Regions from separate parts of the Mus musculus genome. Here region 2 is linked to region 1. A link is a loop called in an ENCODE intact Hi-C map of the cell type or tissue named here. Cell type or tissue: heart. All regions are shown on one strand. Each heading gives the region's core, and the rest is flanking DNA. Links, peaks and the distances in the headings are about the cores only.

What was found. Peaks named below come from ENCODE experiments on the same cell type or tissue, not always from the same donor. Only the 100,000 strongest peaks of a DNase experiment are listed, where the experiment ranks them.
Region 2: it touches region 1 in a loop (3-fold over the local background); 5 of 42 quality-filtered maps call a loop at or near these places.

The regions. Positions count from the first base shown.
Region 1 is chr13:21,852,362-21,857,890 of GRCm38, forward strand. n-TIaat11 (a tRNA gene) reads right to left here and starts at 3,032; the gene lies at 2,959-3,032. It overlaps n-TTagt4 (a tRNA gene), which reads left to right and starts at 3,660; the gene lies at 3,660-3,733. In heart, for the core only: no CTCF peak of the experiment used is centred there; a DNase peak (open chromatin) is centred at 2,990; H3K4me3 peaks cover 1,459 bases; H3K27ac peaks cover 929 bases.
Region 2 is chr13:23,442,849-23,448,377 of GRCm38, forward strand. It overlaps Gm46404 (a long non-coding RNA gene), which reads right to left and starts at 3,123. Exons shown (of 2, transcript XR_001780873.2): 1 at 2,718-3,123; 2 at 1-1,903. n-TVcac9 (a tRNA gene) reads right to left here and starts at 3,366; the gene lies at 3,294-3,366. It overlaps n-TRacg5 (a tRNA gene), which reads right to left and starts at 4,016; the gene lies at 3,944-4,016. In heart, for the core only: no CTCF peak of the experiment used is centred there; DNase peaks (open chromatin) are centred at 2,993 and 3,973; H3K4me3 peaks cover 2,719 bases; H3K27ac peaks cover 1,519 bases.

The DNA of each region.
Region 1 (5,529 bases), core at 228-5,227:
GTTTATCACAGTGCTATTTATAGCAAGGCAATTTTCCGGTCTTGGTCACTAGCCAGGCTTCCTCTTGCATTGTGTGATGCTGGCTCAGAAGCCTCTGAAATGGCTTCCACACCAGGAAGAATTCTTCCTAAGTCTCCCTGTAAGGGCAGTCTGAACCTGCCCCACTGTGGATGCCGACTGCTGTGTGTAGACCCAGGAAAAGATGACCAGTGGCCCCTCACAGATCCATCCCTGCCAGGACCTAGGCAGTATTTTGAGGATGGATTGTGATCTTGCTGTTGTGTGGCACTTACTCTATTAGTTGCCTGTTGCAACTGTGAACAAAACAACCACAGCCCTAACTGGCATTTTTTTTTTCTTATAGTTCTGTCAACGACTCATTATTGGCAGAGCTGTCATCTATAGGGGATCTCCAGTTCTTTTGGTTTCTTCTTCCTCAAAACACATCACTGCAGTTTCTTTCCATGACCTGACTTAGAGTGACAACCTGTTTCTCTGCAAGTCTGGTTCAGCCATTGATTTGAGTGCCTTCTTCTGCCTCTGTCTCTGGACTGTGCAGGGATTCCTGGAATCCTCTCCATGTCAGACCAGCAGAGCACCGGTAAGAAACTTAGAGGGCACTCAACAAACAGTGGCTGAACTGACCAAGCCTGCTGTCAGTCAACAGGTTCTCCAGCACTGGAGTGAGGATTAAAAAGAAAAAAAGACAGACAACATTGTAGCACATGTCAATTCTGAGACTGAAGGCCATTCTATCTCTATCTTAAAAGCTGGCATTACAACCTGTGATTGTTATTCCCAATTGTAAACTTTACTATGTCTAGAAGGAACTACACTCCAGAAATGGAGGGCACAGCTGTGATCCAGATCTTGAGGCATAGAGGTGGTACACACCTTTAATCCCATGAGACAGAAGTTAGCAGATCTCTGAGTTCAAGGCTAGCCTGGGACAAAGCAAATTCCAAGAACAGTTTAGGTCCAGGTTCATGCTTCTTTGCCTGCTTGCAGTTACTTGCTAGCACATCTGTTGGAACCGACTTCTTCCGGATTCCAGCTTATACAGAAAACCAGCTGAAATATCTAGCCTCCTGGGACTAGATTTATTGGACTTCCTATTCACAGTTGCCCATTGTTGGGTTAGTTGGACTCTAGATTGTAAGTCATTTCAATAATTTCCTTTAATATATAGAGACATTCCATAAATTCTGTTGTAGCAGTAAATGAGTTAATCTGCTTTAGGCTCCTGGTCTCATTTCCAGCCAATCATTCGAGTCCTCTGGATTCACGAATGAGATACACAAATTCCAGCTAATTTGATATGCCTTGACTAGCTCAATGGCTGAACAATTCTAATCCTCTCCACTGCTAGCATACATTTCCCTCCAGTATTCCTGACATTACACCTTCTAAACTCTATAGTTCATCTCTGCTGCCCTGTTACCTTCTGGGGATTACACACACACAGGGCCACATTCCCTTTCCACCTGCATTGATGGATGCTTTCTCTCCTGAAGCTCTTAAATCTGATCCTTCTTCCTCCCAGTCATGGTGATTCCTCTTCCCTCCCTCTGCCCCTGTCTCTTGCCCTCCTCCCTGCCCAGTCAATGGCTGTACAGCAATTCTTTATTACCAATCAAAGCCAGCTGGGGGCAGGTACCCTCAGGTCTGGAAGCTCGGCTCTTTGGAAGACAAAGCATTAGGACCAATTCCTAACATTCTGTGACTCTAGAAACCCCTGACTAATACACAGGTTTATCTGCTAATCCTCCATCCTAGGGAAATTTAACCCTGAGACTCAAGTTTGCTTTTGTTGCTGTGATAAAACACCATGAACAAAAACAACTTGAAGGAGAAAAGGGCTTGTTCTCACCTTACAGATTATATATAGATCATACTTGAGGAAAGATGGCTCCGGAATTCAAAATAGGAACCTGCCAGGACCTAGAGCAAAGACCATAGAGGCATGCTGCTTTCTGGCTTGCTTCAATTCTTTGTACTCCGCCAGCTTTCTTATACAGCCTAGAGCCACCTGTCCAAGAAGGCATTGCCCACAGTGAGCATGGCCCTCCTACATTAATCATAAATCAATCTGCTGCACCTACAGACCAATCTAATGGAGGCAATTCCTTAACCGAGGTTCCTTTTTATAAAGTGATTACAGTTAGTGTCAAGTTGACAAAAACTAACCAGTACAAGGTTGCAAACTTACCCAGCCCACTGTCAAACTGTTTCCCTGCTGTGTGAATACAAATGACCATGACTGGCAGCTTGGTTTTAGATATGATTCCAATGCAACCATGCATTACTTCGTAGATGTATTTACATTTCTTCGCTGAATGTTTTTACTTCCTACAGGGATAAAATATACTGAGGATTTCAACCTTTTTTATTTTATTTTATTTTATTTTTATTTTTATGGGTGTTTTGCCTGCATATGTGCCTATTGTCCTTCATACAGCAAAAAACATATGGACTCTATCTATTATATGCCAGCACTTAAGATCTAACAGTTAAAACATGAGAATTGCCCAGAGCTTCAATTCTCAAGGAATAAATTATTACTCTCGCTGATATGAAGATGAAAGCAAAAATAAGGAAAAGGGATGATGCTTACTGGTGATGCTCAAGGTTTGGAGCTATCAGATAGGAGAGCATTCTAGAACAATAACGGAACAAACATACCATGTCCAGGTCTAGTGGAAGTGAAGAAAAGCCAGGTGCCAGTAATGAGTACAAATAGGCAATGAGTGATGTGGAAATTCCAGCTAGAGAAAGACAGACAAAGTGATCTGAAAGGCTTTATAATGATATTTGACAAAAGTGGTGAGTGAACAACTTCACTTCATTCAAGTTCCGGTATCTTAATAAGGTTTGGTGGGATGAACTGTGTTTATAGAGAGAATAGAACTGTAGAGGACAGAGTCCTACATTTCCAGTTGTAAAATCTAAGCAGTTTACTGGCCCGTACGGGGATCGAACCCGCGACCTTGGCGTTATTAGCACCACGCTCTAACCAACTGAGCTAACCGGCCAGGTCGCCAGCGTTGGCTTTCCTTACTTCTTATAAAAGATCTCAGACAGGCTGGCTGGCTAGCTGGCTGGCTGGCTTGCTTATTTGCTTGCTTTTTCTCTTCTTTGCTTCCTCCCTCCTCCCTCCCTCCCTCCCCCCCTCCCTCCCTCCCTCCCTTCCATTCTTTCTCTCTTCTTTGACCTTTAATTTTTGAAGTAAGTAATCGCACTGACTTATCTTGTTTGGGATTCAGCCTCAAGAAGTGCTGTATCATTCAAATTTTTTTTGAGTTTTTGTTTTGTTTTTCCTTAAACCAGATGAACCGCGCCTAAGAAAGGGCTTTCTTTGCTCCGCTTGAGACTTCCAAAGATGCGGCTCTCACTTGGAACTACACAGCCGCAGGTGCGGCTTTGACGCTGCGATGGATGAGACAAGATTCTTTCCTCTGGCTTCCGCAAAAGGCCTTTGCCAACGGAAGGTCGCTCCTTCAATCCAGCTACGATATGCAGCCATTTTAAGAGAAAGTTCTTTGGTTGTGATTAGTATTTCTGATCTTTTTAATATCTAAGCTAATTTCCAGAATTGCTGACCCTTACAAACGTGTTTTATCGTATTCAAATAACATATAACTACACCCTTCTCCAGTTCTGGCTCCGTGGCTTAGCTGGTTAAAGCGCCTGTCTAGTAAACAGGAGATCCTGGGTTCAAATCCCAGCGGGGCCTTTTCTTCTTTTCTTTTTTTTTGCCTTGTTCTTATTAGTCTCACTTGATATTCACACTAATTGAACTGGAGCGTTTTCCTTCACATCTTATGAGTTGGAACACATCCCGCCTATTAAACTTTGCTGAGAAACCGAACAGCCTTGTGTTGGAATATGTACATGGAAAAATGATATAATTAGAGAAAAACTTTCCAATAATTCCTGAGACACTACAGAGCTTTGGTTTTGCGATCATGAGATTAGAGATGCAGAGTCTAGACTAGCTGAGGTGTGCTCCTTTGTACTACACACCGAGAAGAAGTGATAATAATTTATGAACTTTAAACTTATCAGTAATGATAGTGCACACTTGCAATGCTTGAGTTTGGGATGAGGCATTGACTAAATGACTCTGATGTATAGCGAGGTACTAATGTTTTATTTTATTTTTGAGGTACTAATTTTTAAAAGGCTGTAAGTAACAAAACTAACAAACTGACTACAGGTAATTGAAAAAAAAAAAGTCATCTTAAAACTTGATGTCTTTGAGTCTTTTCTTGTAGATTTTGCACAGAATAACTGCAAAAAGCATCAAACTCCAAAACATTCAGACATTCATGTTTTATTTTCAATTCCTTTTCCTACTTCTGAGGTTCTAAGATGTATTTTCTGATTATGCTAGACTCTATAAAAATCCAATCTCCCTTCTTCAATAAGGCTCACCGAATTCTACAGAGAATTGGATTTTATGAAGCTTTCTCCCCACCCTGGAGCATTCAAGCTTATGCAGTGTGTGCTGGAAGACTGACCGTGTAAAGGACCACTTAGGCTGAGGACCTGCTTCAATGACAGAGGGCGTACCTGGCCCTGCGTTAGATTGCCATTACTACAAAATTAAAGTAAATAAGATAATAACAATTACCCTTACAATGAAAATGAATATTACAGAATGATATGTAGCTCAGAAAGCACTGAACATGTAAAAGAAAAATATGACAAATATATATAATTTATCACAGTTCAGACATTCACAGATGTATCTGTGCCAAAGGATCAACAAATGGCTCACTGCCTGTTTTCTCCCCTCCCCTCCCCTCCTATCTTCTCTTCTCTTTTCTTTCTGAGACATTGTCTTGCACTATAGCTGAGGCTAGCTTCTGTAGCCCAGGACTGATCTCAGATTTTGTTCGATCAAACATCTGTCTGTGGTCCAGGATCAACTCCAGACCTACTGTATTGTTTACTCTCATCCAGCCCCTCCGTACTGAAGGACAAAGCATCATTTACAAACAGAAAGGTCTGCCTTCCAGGGATTCTTTTGTCTGTTGTTTTGAGAAGTGTTTTTTCTTGTAACCCAGGCTGGTTTCAGATTTATTAAGTAGCTGAGACTGCCCTGAACTCCTGATACTCGGAGGCATCTGCCTCCCCAGTACAGGACACTGAAGGCCCAGAGCTGCCTTGCACCAGCTGTCTGTTTCTTTCTTTATTCTGCCCAGGATTAATTGTCAATATTGGACACTCACTTAACTGGTGAGTTTTGAAGTCCACACAGAAATTTAAAAAGAAGTACAGTGGTAGAGAATGTTAGGGAAAAGCTGAGGGCCAGCTCTTCTGACCTGGAGTCCAAGCAGGGACTTTAGGAATGAGATGAAGAAGAAAACAACCACATTGCAGAAAATGGCTTCCAAACACTGGTATGCTCCAGACTCGCCACAGTCCACTGTCCGTGTGGTCTGCTGTAGTGTTTCCTTTAATGTCTAACACAGAGGCTGAAGTCTACAGTTCCACATAAGCTCAGGATCTTTGGCCATCAAACAC
Region 2 (5,529 bases), core at 229-5,228, 1.6 Mb after region 1:
CAAACACCCTTTCTGCTTCAAGACAGAAGCAACCAGCAGCCCCACCCACTAGGACACAGTAACTATAAATACACCAAGTATAACAACGTTAAATAATAAAAAGTCTCTGGAAATATTATTCAAATATATTCATAGAAAAAAATTATAGAAGTACTTCATGTTTATGGACTGAAAGACTCCGCATTATAAAAATTATATAACCTACCAAATTAATCTATAAACTCAATACAAGTCCAATAAAAATTTCAACATGTATTATTCTAGAAATGTCATGGAAGAACAAATGACTGGAATTGCCAAAACATTTATGAAGAAGAAAAAGCTCGTAGTGAGATTGGCTAACACTATGACACAAGGCAGAGACATCTTGTTTTTGTATTGTTACAACCATTTCTATTGCTGAGGTCATTAGATAACAGTGCCACAAGGTTAGGCAAATGGACCACTAAGAAGATGGGAACAGAGCCCCACACTCACACAGAACCTAGACTAGGAAAGAGCCAGAATACAGGCTGGGGAGAAAGATGGACTCGAGTAAATGGTGCTATGACTATTTTACTCTTAAAGCGAGCAGCTTTAATTGATGTCTATCTCCTTCTTTTCATAAAACTCAGTTCAGGGCAGACTAAATGTAAGTGGGAAAAGCGAAACTCTAAACTTACAGGGCAGTAAAGATTATCTTTAAATTCTGAATATAAAATATTCCCCCCATCTTCAACAATACAGATATTCACGGTAGGATGTGGGGGCAGTGGGCAACACTTTGTAACACAGTTTCCAAGCAACTTTCTCCAAAACTTCACTGTAGAAGTCAACAATGGGTTTTGTTGCTGCTGTGAAAAGGAAGTCACAGAAGTGAATGTGTCTCACAAACCATATAAGAGCTTTTCAAGAGCAACCCAGACAAAAAAATGAACTGACACGATTCTCCACAGAATGACTGGTGCAAGGAAAGCAGGAAGCTTTCATAGAAAACCCAATTATTGTTACTTGAGGCAGTCATGCCTGTGAAGTTCTGCTCCTGTTCTGTAATGATTCTCTGCCAAAGTTCCTAAAGTGTGAATGAATATCTGAGAACCTTTCTTGGGAACCAGCGATCATTAAAAAATCCAGACAGAAAGACCCCATTTCCATCATTTCAATTCATCTTCTGAAATACACTCAGTGATCCCCCACCCCACTCCCAAATCAAGTGTCCTTATGTATGAATAATGTAACTTCAAAAAGAAATAAAATTTTACAATTTAAGAAAAAAATGATTTTAAAAAACAGTTATTTTAGGGGTCTGGAGACATGGCTCAGCCGTAAAGAGCACTGACTGATCTACCAGACATCTGAGCTCGATTCCCAGCAACCACATGGCTCACGATTGTCTGTAAGGGGGACCCAGTGGCCTCTTCTGATGTGTCTAAAGATAGCAACAGTGTACATACATAAAATAAATAATATATATATACATATATATACATACATATATATACATATACATACATACACACGCACACATATATATATTTTAACAGCAGGGTCACTAACAGCACACACCATTTTACTTGGCATCTGCAGTGTCTGTCGCTCTCTTCCTAGGACTGAACTGTGGAAGTGTCCTGGGTTTGACAGGATTGTTCCAGCACTTGTTTTTCTCTTCCCCCTTCTTCCTCTGGTTAGCCTTTCTCCCTTCTTTTCAGGGGCCCTTTTCTTTTTTCTTTTTGGTCTGGTGAGCCTTTTTTCCGGTGATTAGCAGACAGCCACTCAGCTCTCCTCTGTGGTTAAGCCTTCGTTGCTTTACCATTCTTGATATCTCTGTTTGCTCTCCTCGTATGTGTGGTGGGAATAGTATTTGGCAGTTAGCTTGCCAGTCATAGATGCTTCTGCCTGTCTCACACCACTCCTGAGAAGAGCTCTTTAACAAGACACAAAACACGTAAGACACCAAGGAACTGGCACGTTTGACATTTAGAAATAAAATTATACTAAAGTTAGTAACCTGTGTATATTAAATAAAATATTAAGAAATTAAACCCCCCTTCCTAATCCTCTCAGATATGAATAAGTTTCTACAGTCAAAACTGTGAGCTACACCTATCCCCAGGCCTTGGAGGCCTAAGGGCCTATACCCCAAACTAAGAGTCAAATAAATTCTCTTTCCATTAAGTTGCTTCTTCACAGGTATATTGTCACTGCGATAAGAAAAGTAGTTAATAATTCATAAGGTAAAATTATATTTCCTGGAGTTGTTTTAAAGGTTTAGATTCAGGCTGTCAATTTGTATTCTTTATTGATTATTGTATTCTATTACTGATTATAGCGAACCTGGGTCCATTTAACCTGATCATATTTCGGGTTAAAGCAATTATTAAAATTGTGTAAGAGCTGTTATTATCAGGCAAAGATATTTGTGATTAGGCGAATTTTGAGGTCTTGACCGTTTTGTTTTGCTTTGGTTTTGGTTTCGCAGCAAATCTGTCTGGCTCGGGTGCCCATGGACTAAATCCCATCTTCTCCGACACTCCTTCCTTCCCAATCTCCACCAAATGTGTGCAAGGCAGCGTGTTACCAGTTTTGCTCCCCTGATGGGAGGTCGTCCTAATCTTTCTCTATCCCTGGGAACTCTGCACCTCCTCGAGGTCCTATTTATTCCTTAACTTGGGGAATCTACCCTCATTTTTTGGTTTGTTTTGTTTCACTCTGTCTAAAACACTCTGCCTTGCACTCACAGCAATCCTCCGGCCACAGCCTCCCAAATGCCAACGGTTACTGGTGTGAGCCACTCCTCCAGGCTGCCTTTCTTTTTGGTTAGGTGAGGACGACGTGAAAAGAGATCGGGTCCTTCAGACTACCCTCGGCCCGAAACCTGCAGGGATGAACGCGGCCGAGCTCTGGGCATCCCAGCCAAACCGCCCCTCAGCTCGCTCTTCCCCGTCCTCCCGGTAGTAGGGCGGGCGACCGCCTTTTCCAGATTCCGCCTTCACGAGAACATTTGTGGAAAAGCCCGGGCTTCTTTTCCGGTCCCCGCTGCGGAGGGCGGAGGCCATCACGCGGAGGCCGTCAGGCTCTCACCTAGAGCGACTCCGGGTTGAGGACCACGGAGCCGAGCGAGCGGGGACCGGAAGGAGCCTCGGATACGCTTCCGGCCGCTCTTGGGAGAGGGATGAGAATCCTCAATTCCCTGAAAGAGGGATAGGATCAATTGTGGGAAATCACGCTTCAAGCTGCACTCTGGAAGCGAAACAGAATGTAACTAATGAAAATAACATAGAATTATATTTCACGGTATAAAATAAGTACCAAACTGTTTCCGCCCGGTTTCGAACCGGGGACCTTTCGCGTGTGAGGCGAACGTGATAACCACTACACTACGGAAACTCGCTGGATGCGGCCCTTCGTATTCCGCAATTCTCTCAATATGATTTGCTTCTGTTGCTCTCTGTGTATGGTAATATGATTAAACCGTGTTTAAATCTAAGAAGCAGGACTAAACACAAACCTAGGAACTCATAATTGGGACCTGAAACTACATTATCATTGTACAAACGTCTGAATAGGAAAGACTAAGACACAATTCTGTAATTTCTTCCAAATTGCCCTTGTTTCTAAAATTAATCGCTCTAATTAGATTTTAATGGCTTAAGGGGTTACTTCAAAATCATCCTACAGCCAATATGGACTGGTGAGTCATCCTGACCTAGGGATAACAGCTCCGCATATACGCTGGTGACGCCATCGTATGGACCGGTGTGGAATTTGCTCTACAAAGAAGTGATGAACTGCGGCAAGTTGTGGCAAAAGGCTTGCTATGAATTCGAACAGACTGGTTACAGAATGAAAAAGTCTCAAAACACAACGACAGTAAGAGTGATCTTTTTGTTCCAGACAAACTCAGACATGAATGGATTTTCTTCATTGAATTTCCAGGAAGTCAAACAAAAAGACCTGTACATTCCGAGCCAGCCAGGAGTCGAACCTGGAATCTTCTGATCCGTAGTCAGACGCGTTATCCATTGCGCCACTGGCCCTGTACACGTAAGCCCTTGGGTGGGGCAACTACTTACATTATTTCGAGGCTTAAAATTGTACTGCCCTCCTGGCTTAGGTTTGGTTTAGGATAATAGATTTTAGATATTCTTTTATTTCTATTCCTTTTAGGTTTGTTTTTGATCCTCTCCCCCCCTCAAAAACAAAACAAAACAAACAAACAAACAAACAAACAAAAAAACGGTGGTAAGAGATGTCCCTATGTCACCTTTCTATTCACGCTCTCATTCATTCAACCAATATTGATGAATGCTCAAGGAATAAAATAGTAAAGAAAACAGAGTTCCCCGTGCCCTCTAGAAAATAATATGGTAGTTCTGATACAAACACTAAAACTCTAAATAACACTTTGATGGATTTAGAAGAAAAATAATGCTAAAAGGAAAGGAAAGAGGAACATGGTCATGGCATCCTTTGATATTTTTTATTGTCTCCCTGTAGGTTGTTTAACCTCCGACCCCAAATATTTCCCAAACAAGATTGCAACAGGAGGTCTCACTGTGTGTCTCTGCATGTTGCCTTTATGAGAATATGTCAATTCTGGTACTTATTTGGTTACTTTCTAGGCAAAGATGGTTTTCATATGTGTGTTTCAGTCTTTCTATGTTTTTGAAAAGGCATCTCTATTCTCGTGCACTGTAAATAAATCAAGGGCTGTTGAACAGAATTTAATTGCTTGATTTAAGACTGTACATGATGAGATTAGAAAGCTAGTTTTGGTGCATATAGTTTCAACAACCCTTAATGTGCATGCACGGGTGTCTGTTTTTTTACATCTAAGCTTTAATGGAAGCCTACTTAACACTTCCTCCTCAAAAATAGGGCTCTTTGTCATCAGATTTTGTACACAGACTCAGAAGGTAATTTGGTGATTTTCCACTCCATCGCAGAATGATACTATTATATATATTATATATGAAGAAAAAAGAAAAAGAAAATATTTCAAAAAGAAATCAATGACATTGAAGTATGTCACCAACACAAAGTCACAGGAGACATGGTTACAATTCCTGCACTGAGCAGGTGGGAACAAAAAAGGCCAAGGTTAAGCTCATCTTCTGGTCAGTACTTAGCAAACAATCCAAGCACCTTTCTCCCTGAGACTCTGTCTCCAGCCAGCCAAGAAAAAAAAAGGCATGCACTTTTATTGGATTTCCAGTAATGAAGCAAAATCTGGTGCCTCCAAGTCATCCCACAATCAGAAATAGAAACAAAACCTAGGGCATCTCTAAAAGTCCATTCTGTCTGTCCAGAATGGTTTTAGCCCAAATGACTGTATGCTCTGTCCACACACTCTGTTCTTTTGTTTTTAATCTATAAAAAACTCCCTTCGTTTTTCAATGTTTAAAGGTCTTATTTGGCTGCCTCAATCTACTAAGCCATGACTGCAAGGTGTTGTTTCACTTTATTTGAGTCGTGTGTGTGTGTGTGTGTGTGTGTGTGTGAGAGAGAGAGAGAGAGAGAGAGAGAGACAGAGAGACAGAGAGACAGAGA